2 separate regions of the Homo sapiens genome follow, and region 2 is linked to region 1. Evidence: chromatin contacts called from ENCODE Hi-C or POLR2A ChIA-PET data. All regions are on one chromosome and are shown on one strand. The core of a region is the stretch at or near the end of the contact, and the rest is flanking DNA. Distances in the headings are between cores, read along the strand shown.

Region 1 (3,809 bases), core at 726-3,225:
GATAGGAATGAGGAGACTTGTGTGGGGCTTGCAGTGTTCCGTGAAGAAAGGGAGAAAGGAGACAAGAGAACACGGGCAGCAGTCTGAAGGATTTCGGGGCTGCCTGTGGAGCCAGGCACAGAAGCGTGTACCTGTAGTCCCAGCTACTTGGGAGGCTGTGGCAAGAGGACTGCTTGAGCCCAGAGGGTGGATTGAGCCCAGGAGTTCTGGGCTGTAGTGCGCTATGCCAGTGGGGTGTCCACACTAAGTCTGGCATCAATATGGTGACCTCCTGGTGAGAGGTGACAGCGTGCTGGCAGTCCTCACAGCCCTCGCTCGCTCTCGGCGCCTCCTCTGCCTGGGCTCCCACTTTGGTGGCACTTGAGGAGCCCTTCAGCCCACCGCTGCACTGTGGGAGCCCCTTTCTGGGCTGGCCAAGGCCAGAGCCGGCTCCCTCAGCTTGCAGGGAGGTGTGGAGGGAGAGGAGTGAGCGGGAACCAGGGCTGCGCGCGGGGCTTGCGGGCCAGCTGGAGTTCCGGTGGGCGTGGGCTTGGCGGCCCCGCACTCGGAGCAGCCAGCTGGCCCTGCCAGCCCCGGGCAATGAGGGACTTAGCACCCGGGCCAGCGGCTGCGGAGGGTGTACTGGGTCCCCCAGCAGTGCCAGCCCACCGGCGCTGTGCTCGATTTCTCCCGGGCCTTAGCTGCCTTCCCGAGGGGCAGGGCTCGGGACCTGCAGCCCGCCATGCCTGAGCCTCCCACCCCCTCCATGGGCTCCTGTGCGGCCCGAGCCTCCCTGACGAGCGCCACCCCTGCTCCATGGTGCCCAGTCCCATCGACCACCCAAAGGCTGAGAAGCGCGGCCAAATGGCGCGGGACTGGCAGGGAGCTCCACCTGCAGCCCTGGTGCGTGATCCACTGGGTGAAGCCAGCTGGGCTCCTGAGTCTGGTGGGGACGTGGAGAACCTTTATGTCTAGCTCAGGGATTGTAAATACACCAATCGGCACTCTGTCTCTAGCTCAAGGTTTGTAAACACACCAATCAGCACACTGTGTCTAGCTCAGGGTTTGTGAGTGCACCAATGGACACTCTGTATCTAGCTACTCTGGTGGGGCCTTCGACAACCTTTGTGTCTAGCTCAGGGATTGTAAACGCACCAATCAGCGCCCTGTCAAAACAGACCACTGGGCTCTACCAGTCAGCGAACGTGGGTGGGGCCAGATAAGAGAATAAAAGTAGGCTGCCGGAGCCAGCAGCGGCAACCCTCCTGGGATATTCTTCTGCAGTGTGGAAGCTTTGTTCTTTCGCTCTTTGCAATAAATCTTGCTACTGCTCACTCTTTGGGTCCACGCTTTTTTTATGAGCTGTAACACTCACCGCCAAGGTCTGCAGCTTTACTTCTGAGCCAGCGAAACCACGAACCCACCAGAAAGAAGAAACTCCTAACACATCCGGCCATCAGAAGGAACAAACTCCAGACGCGCCACCTTAAGAGCTGTAATGTAACACTCACCGCGAGGGTCCGCGGCTTCATTGTTGAAGTCAGTGAGACCGAGAACCCACCAATTCCGGACACACTGGGAGCAAGGGGCCACCAGGTTGCTTAAGGAGGGGTGAACTGACTCAGGTCAAAAACGGAGCAGTTCAAAACTCCCGTTCTGATCAGTAGTGGAACCGCACCTGTGAGTAATCACCGTACTGCAGAATGGGCAACATAGTGAGACCCCCATGTCTAAAAATAATAATTAAAAATTTAAAAAGAAAAGGATTTCCTGTGGAGGATTTTCAAAATACACTGGCCTAGGTTTCTGTCCCAGAGATTTGGATCTGGGCCAGGGCCCAGGTGTGTATTTGAGGGGTAATAAATGAAATTAATACATGTACAGTGCTTAGAAGGGCTCACATTATCATGCAAAAAATGTTAGCTCTGTTATTCATTGTTATCCAAAAAGTCTATTGAGTATCTACTCTGTGCAGCACCGGAAATACACTGATAAGCCCACATCTCTGCTCTTTCAGAGCTTACAACGTGCAGAGGAAAAAACAAACAACAAAAAATAAAAAAAAAAAATTGAAACTAGCAAATTCAAAGAGTGCTATATCCAGTCTGCCCTCAAACCCCTGCCTTTTCTGCCTCCTAGGACTATCCTCTTCTCTCCTCCCACTGCCACTGTCCTGGTCCAGGCCGCCATCACCTCTCACCAGGATGGCTCCAACAGCTCCCAATTTTCTCTGCCTGCAGCCTTGCAGCTTTCCTCACAATGCAACCAGAGGGATTGTCTAAAAGGCGCATCTTCCTCCTCTCCTGCCAGTTTCCAAATCTCTTCTCCAAGTGTGCTGCCGGCAAATTAAACAAGACAACCAACCCAGGCTGGAGTAGATCTTGCGGGTTTCTTTCATCAACATCACACCTCATTAGGTTGATTTGTGTGTTTCCAGAGTTGCCTGTGCTGGGTGAGTGTGTGTATTTTGAACACCATCTAGTGGACAATAGGGCAATTTATTTCCAGGCTATGGAATGAACTCCCCAAGCCCTAGTCAATCTTTCGAACTTCAAAGATTTAATAAGTAGCCAGATTTTAAAAGCAAAGATTGTTCTTGACCCCATAACAAGATCAGAGTCAAAGGCAACTTGCAGCCTGCTTCAGAAGCTCCACTCTGCCAATAGGCCAGAGGGAAAGGAGGAGTAGGGTGGTGCCAAATAGAGGTAACTTTGGCCGTTAAGATCCTTTTGTCCTCACCCCAGATGCTGGTTCCTTGCTCTCCCTGTAGCTTCAGATTCTCAGCTGGTTTCCCATCCCTTTTCCTAAAAGGACAACAGCCCTGCCTAGCAGATTTCAAATTTCAGTCTACCAAGCACTGCTATTTCGCTCTCTCTCTCTCTTTTGTCTTTTTTTAAAGAGACGGAGTCTCACTCTGTCACCCAGGCTGGAGTGCAGTGGCACAATCACAATTCATTGCAGCCCTGAGCTCAAGCCATCCTCCCACCTCAACCTCTGGGACTACAGGCCCATGCCACCATGACTACCTAACTTTTTAAAATTTTTTGTAGAATGGTTGGGTGTGGTAGCCCACATCTGTAATCTCAGCACTTTGGGAGGGCAAGCCAAGGGGATTGCTTGACCCCAGGAGTTCAAGACCAGCCTGGGCAACATGGCGAAACCCCATCTATACAAAAAATTCAAAAATTATCCTGGCATGCTTGTAGCATCCTGCGCACGCCTGTAGCCTCAACTACTTGGGAGGCTGAGGTGGGAGGATCAGTTGAGCCTGACAGGAGGAGGCTGCAGTCAGCCAAGATCATGCCACTGCACTCCAGCCTGGGCAACAGAGCGAGACCCTGCCTCAGAAAAAAAAAATTGTTTTTGTCGAGACAGGGTCTCTCTGTGTTTCCCATGCTGGTCTCGAATGCCTGGCCTCAAGCAATCCCCCTGCCTCGGCCTCCCAAAGTGTTGGGATGACATCTGTGAGCCACCACACTTGGCCCCCAAGCACTGCTATTTCCCATGGTAAATTAATAAATTGGTGTCCTGATTTTCATATCAGTCTCCCAATGGGTTCCCAATGGATTCCTTCTGGATACGTGGACAAAATTGAGTTACGAGACTAAGAAAGCTCAGTGTCAGACCCTAGAACATGGTGAGCCCATCAAGGTCAGGCCACCTGGTCATTCCTTGAGCACCAGTCAACTGGCCTCCCTGTGGAATGGCCATCTTGTCACCATCACAATTACATCTCGAGAATGTGAGTGCTCAGAGCATGGCCTCTTCTCAGGCTGGCAAGTCTTGACCAGAGGGCATTCATTTAATATCAAATATTTATGGAGCTTCCT
Region 2 (3,809 bases), core at 627-3,126, 320 kb after region 1:
GGGACTCAGCGAGTCCTACCTTAAAATGCCAGAATCTGTCATATCCTCCCTACGGGCCCATTGGCCACCTGGGAGGAACAGGTGTGCCAGTGAAAGGAACAGGTGTGCCAGTGAAAGGTAGAATGGGGAAGGAGCTACAAAGGGGAGGAGGACCCTGGAGTGAGAAGGTTTATGAGACAAACCCTCCCTTTGCCCAGAGGTTTCCAAGTCTTGGCCCTGGTGCTAATGACCTGGTGCCAGTGACTTCCATGCAGAGCTGGACAGAGTCCCTGAGCAGTGGGCTGATAATCCTGCGCAGGAAGGCGGCCATAGGGTCTACCAATGACGTTAGAATACTGAGGAAGAGACAGTGTGATGTCCCTGTGTGCTTGACGACTTAAATTTATCCCCTGGGGACAGTTAGCATTTGAAGTGTCCTTGTCAGGAGCCCACACTCCAGAGGTGGCTATGTCAACTGCTTCAAATGCCTTTATCTAAATATGCACCTGGGGGTGTTAAAAATAGTTTCTTTGGGAAAATGATGGGTGTTCCAGATGTGACTGGCTGGAAAGAGTGAGCAGGCACTTATGCTGGGGAACGAAGATTACGAGTATCTGGCAAACTCCCGCCGCTCCAGCCTAGAGTTCCATCGGTATCTTGAGTTCCCCTTAGTGGGGGGATTCTGTTGGTTGATACCACAGAAGAATATAATTGCATTTGCTTCCAAGGGACTCTTTCTTGCAAGACATGTCAGAAATCCGGGCTCCCGCCGTTGGGCAGCAGCACCGTGACCTCTAGCAGGCTATTTAGCTCCGGCTTCCGCTTCTGTAGATTGGAGATGATGACAATCTTGCCAGGTGGTGGTGAGGGGTAGCCGAGCTTTAAAATGGCAAGTTTCTGCTGCAGCTCCCTCCGGCTGTGTGGCTGGAGCAAGGTCAGCAAGGCCCCGGGCCCCAGGCCCCGCCATCCCCGGCTACCCGAGAGCGCGGTCGCGGACGACTAGCCAGGACGCCCCTAGAGCCGCCCTTCCTTCCTCCGCCCGCGCCGCGCGGGCCACCCGCGGACATCTGGTGGCTAAGCAGCCTCTCCGGGCTGCTGCCTCCTCCGCCCCCGCTCCGGGAAGCCCCGAGCTGGCGCCCTCGCTCTGGTCGCAGCATCCGGGGCCGCCTCTTTCGCCCCGCGCGTGGCTCCGGAAGCAGGTCGGCTTGCCTCTGGGGATCCGCGCGCCTCTGGGGGTCCGCGCCGGCCCTGCCTTCCCCAGTGGTGGCGGGGGTCGGGGGGCGCCCAGGAGGCCCAGGGGCTGCCCCTCGGCCTCGCCGCAAGCGGCCAGCCGAGGCCAGTGGGCCAGGGCAGCTGCAGGCGCCTCCCTCCCCCGCAGCACTGAACTCCCCCGCCCCGCACTCGAGGCGGCTGCCAGGAACTGAAATATTAATAGGCACAAACTTCCTGGAAAGATTTGCGTCCTCAACACAAATGACCCCGCTTTGCCCACTGAAATAAATAAATAAAGGGCAGCTCCCGGGCCAGGCGGCAGAGGAGCCGGGGGGAACTGCCGGGGAGCCGGGGGGAACTGCCGCGAACCCGCCCCCCAGCCCGGCCTCCGCCGCGGCCCACGCGCTCTCCGCACTGCTCTTGGAACGTCCCGCGGGACGCACCGGGCGGAGGGCGCGGGCTCGGGGCTCCCTTTTTTAAGCAGGGCTTGGGCGCGCGCGGGCAGCCTGGACGCCCCGGGTGGTCGCGCGCACGCCCGGCCACGCGCACGCCCCCGCCCCCGCGCTCCCCGGAGCAGCCCCCGCCCGGCCGCGCGCCCGGCCAGCCAGCCCCTGCCCGCGAGTGACGCGCGCGCCTCCCAGCCTGCGGCTCCTCCTCTCCCGACGCAACTGGCCCGCCCTCCTCTGCGCTCCTCCGCCGGGACATCTGTCATTTAGGAACCTCAAAACAAATCTCCACCTGGCGTTTAGAAATGCGATTTGATTTTCAGAGTTCTTCGATATTCGCATCTCCCGGGATTCCCTGGGCAGGGAGGCAGCTGTGGCCCAGGAGGCCAACGCGCCTCTCCTCGCAGCAGCTCAGGAGGAGGTGACAGGCCAGGAAGCCCCACTCCGACCGCCGCTTTCCCCATGCGCCACGGATTCAGCGCCTGCTCCCATCTTGCCCATAGCACAGTTCCAAAGTAGGGAAGTGTCAGTGCCCAGCTCGACCGCATACCCCATGGAGACCGCATACCCCATGGAGCGGTCCGGACGCCCCAGCTCAGGCTTCAGGCTTCTGAAGGGAACAGCTGCATTTGTTCCAACTGTTCTCCCTACCTGGAAGCCATCCATTCATTCATTTAAAATAGTTATTGAGCGCCTAATAGGTCCTATTCTAGGCACTATTCTAGGAACTGGGGATACGGAGCAAAAACAAACACAAAAATCCCTGCGCTCCTAGAGTTTGTATTGTAATGGGAGAGACAGAGCAACCAAAGTAAAATGTAAAATATGTTAAATAGTGATCAAGCTAAGGGGAAAAAATAACCACAGGGAAGAAGGATATGAAATGTGTGTGTAGGAGAAGTTAAGTGTTGGATAGGGTGCCTGGAAAGGCCTCACTGAGAAGGCTACAGTGATTTTTGAGTAAAGGCCAGAGGGAACCAAGCAAGCCACCCACACAGATATCCGGCGGCCTGCTGTGTTCCCGGAAGAGCAGGGAGGCCAGAGTGGATGGAGCAGAGTGAAGAGGAGGTGCCTAGTGGAAGCCAGGGGCCTACCTCAGTGGCTCATGCCTTTTAATCCCAGCACTTTGAGAGGCCAAGGTGGAAGGATCACTTGAGGCCAGGGGTTCAGGACCAGCTTGGGCAACATCGCAAGCCAGCCCATCCCCTCCCCATCTCTATACTTTTTTTTTTTTTTTTTTTGGAAAATTAGCCAGGCTGGCCGGTAGGGTGGCTTACGCCTGTAATGGTAGCACTTTGGGAGGCTGAAGCTGGTGGATCACTTGAGGCCAGGAGTTGGAGACCAGCCTGGCCAACATGTATTTTTAGCTTTACTAAAAATACAAAAATTAGGCCGGTGGGGGGTCCCAGCACTTTGGGAGCTGAGGCGGGTGGATCCCCTGAGATCAAGAGTTTGAGACCAGCCGGGCCAACATGGTGAAACCCTGTCTCTACTAAAAATACAAAAATTAGCTGGGCATGGTGGCACACATCTGTAATCCCAGCTACTCAGGAGGCTGAGGCAGGAGAATCGCTTGAACCCGGGATGCGAAGTTTGCAATGAACCGAGATCATGCAATTGCACTCCAGCCTGGGCAACAAGAGTGGAACTACATCTCATAAAATATATATATACACACAAAAATTAGCTGGGTGTGGTGGCACGTGCCTGTAATCCCAGCTATGTAGGAGGCTGAGGCATGAGAATCGCTTGAACCTGGGAAGTGGAGGTTGAGTGAGCTGAGATTGTGCCACTGCACTCCAGCCTGGGCAACAGAGTGAGACTCTGCCTCAAAAAAAAAAAAGAAAGAAAGAAGAAAAGAAAATTAGGCATGATGGTGGTGCCTGTATTTCCAGCCACTTCAGAGGCTGAGGTGGGAGAATGGCTCAAACCCAGGAGTTTGAGCTGCAGTGAGCTATGAGCATGCCACTGTACTCCAGCCTGGACAGCAGAGTTAGACCCTGTCTTTGAAAATGAAAATAAGAAGCTAGGGCTGGAGAGGTAAGACAGGGGGATCAGATCTTGGAAAGAGACAGTGGGCCATTGTAAGGACTTGGGCTTACAGATGAGAGCCACTGCAGGGTTCTTTCTGAGCAGAAGAGGGACACCTCTGACTTTGAAAGCAGCACCCTG

Evidence for each region. Hi-C counts contacts between places; a loop is a spot of excess contacts on that map. ChIA-PET counts read pairs that join two places held with the same protein, here RNA polymerase II (POLR2A). Pooled maps may share reads with other maps.
Region 2: a loop to region 1 is called in a pooled map, with 2.5 times the contacts of the local background. The contact joins two enhancer-like sites. A Hi-C loop is called at or near these places in 3 of 50 pooled maps. POLR2A ChIA-PET finds 5 or more read pairs at or near these places in 3 of 52 experiments (OCI-LY7, Panc1 and activated T-cell).

The regions. Positions count from the first base shown.
Region 1 is chr1:226,423,322-226,427,130 of GRCh38, reverse strand. No RefSeq gene overlaps it. Among named protein-coding and RNA genes, the nearest start is that of PARP1, 17 kb to the right of the region's middle. RefSeq lists a silencer at 2,438-2,487. Within about 2 kb of position 1,975, at least 4 of the 41 ENCODE cell types and tissues checked have a DNase peak (open chromatin) inside an H3K27ac peak, as active enhancers do; they include OCI-LY7, where a contact is called at or near this core.
Region 2 is chr1:226,108,003-226,111,811 of GRCh38, reverse strand. No RefSeq gene overlaps it. Among named protein-coding and RNA genes, the nearest start is that of LINC01703, 26 kb to the right of the region's middle. RefSeq lists an enhancer at 1-317 and silencers at 736-785, 1,166-1,625, 1,706-1,805, 3,353-3,547. Within about 2 kb of position 1,876, at least 39 of the 41 ENCODE cell types and tissues checked have a DNase peak (open chromatin) inside an H3K27ac peak, as active enhancers do; they include OCI-LY7, where a contact is called at or near this core.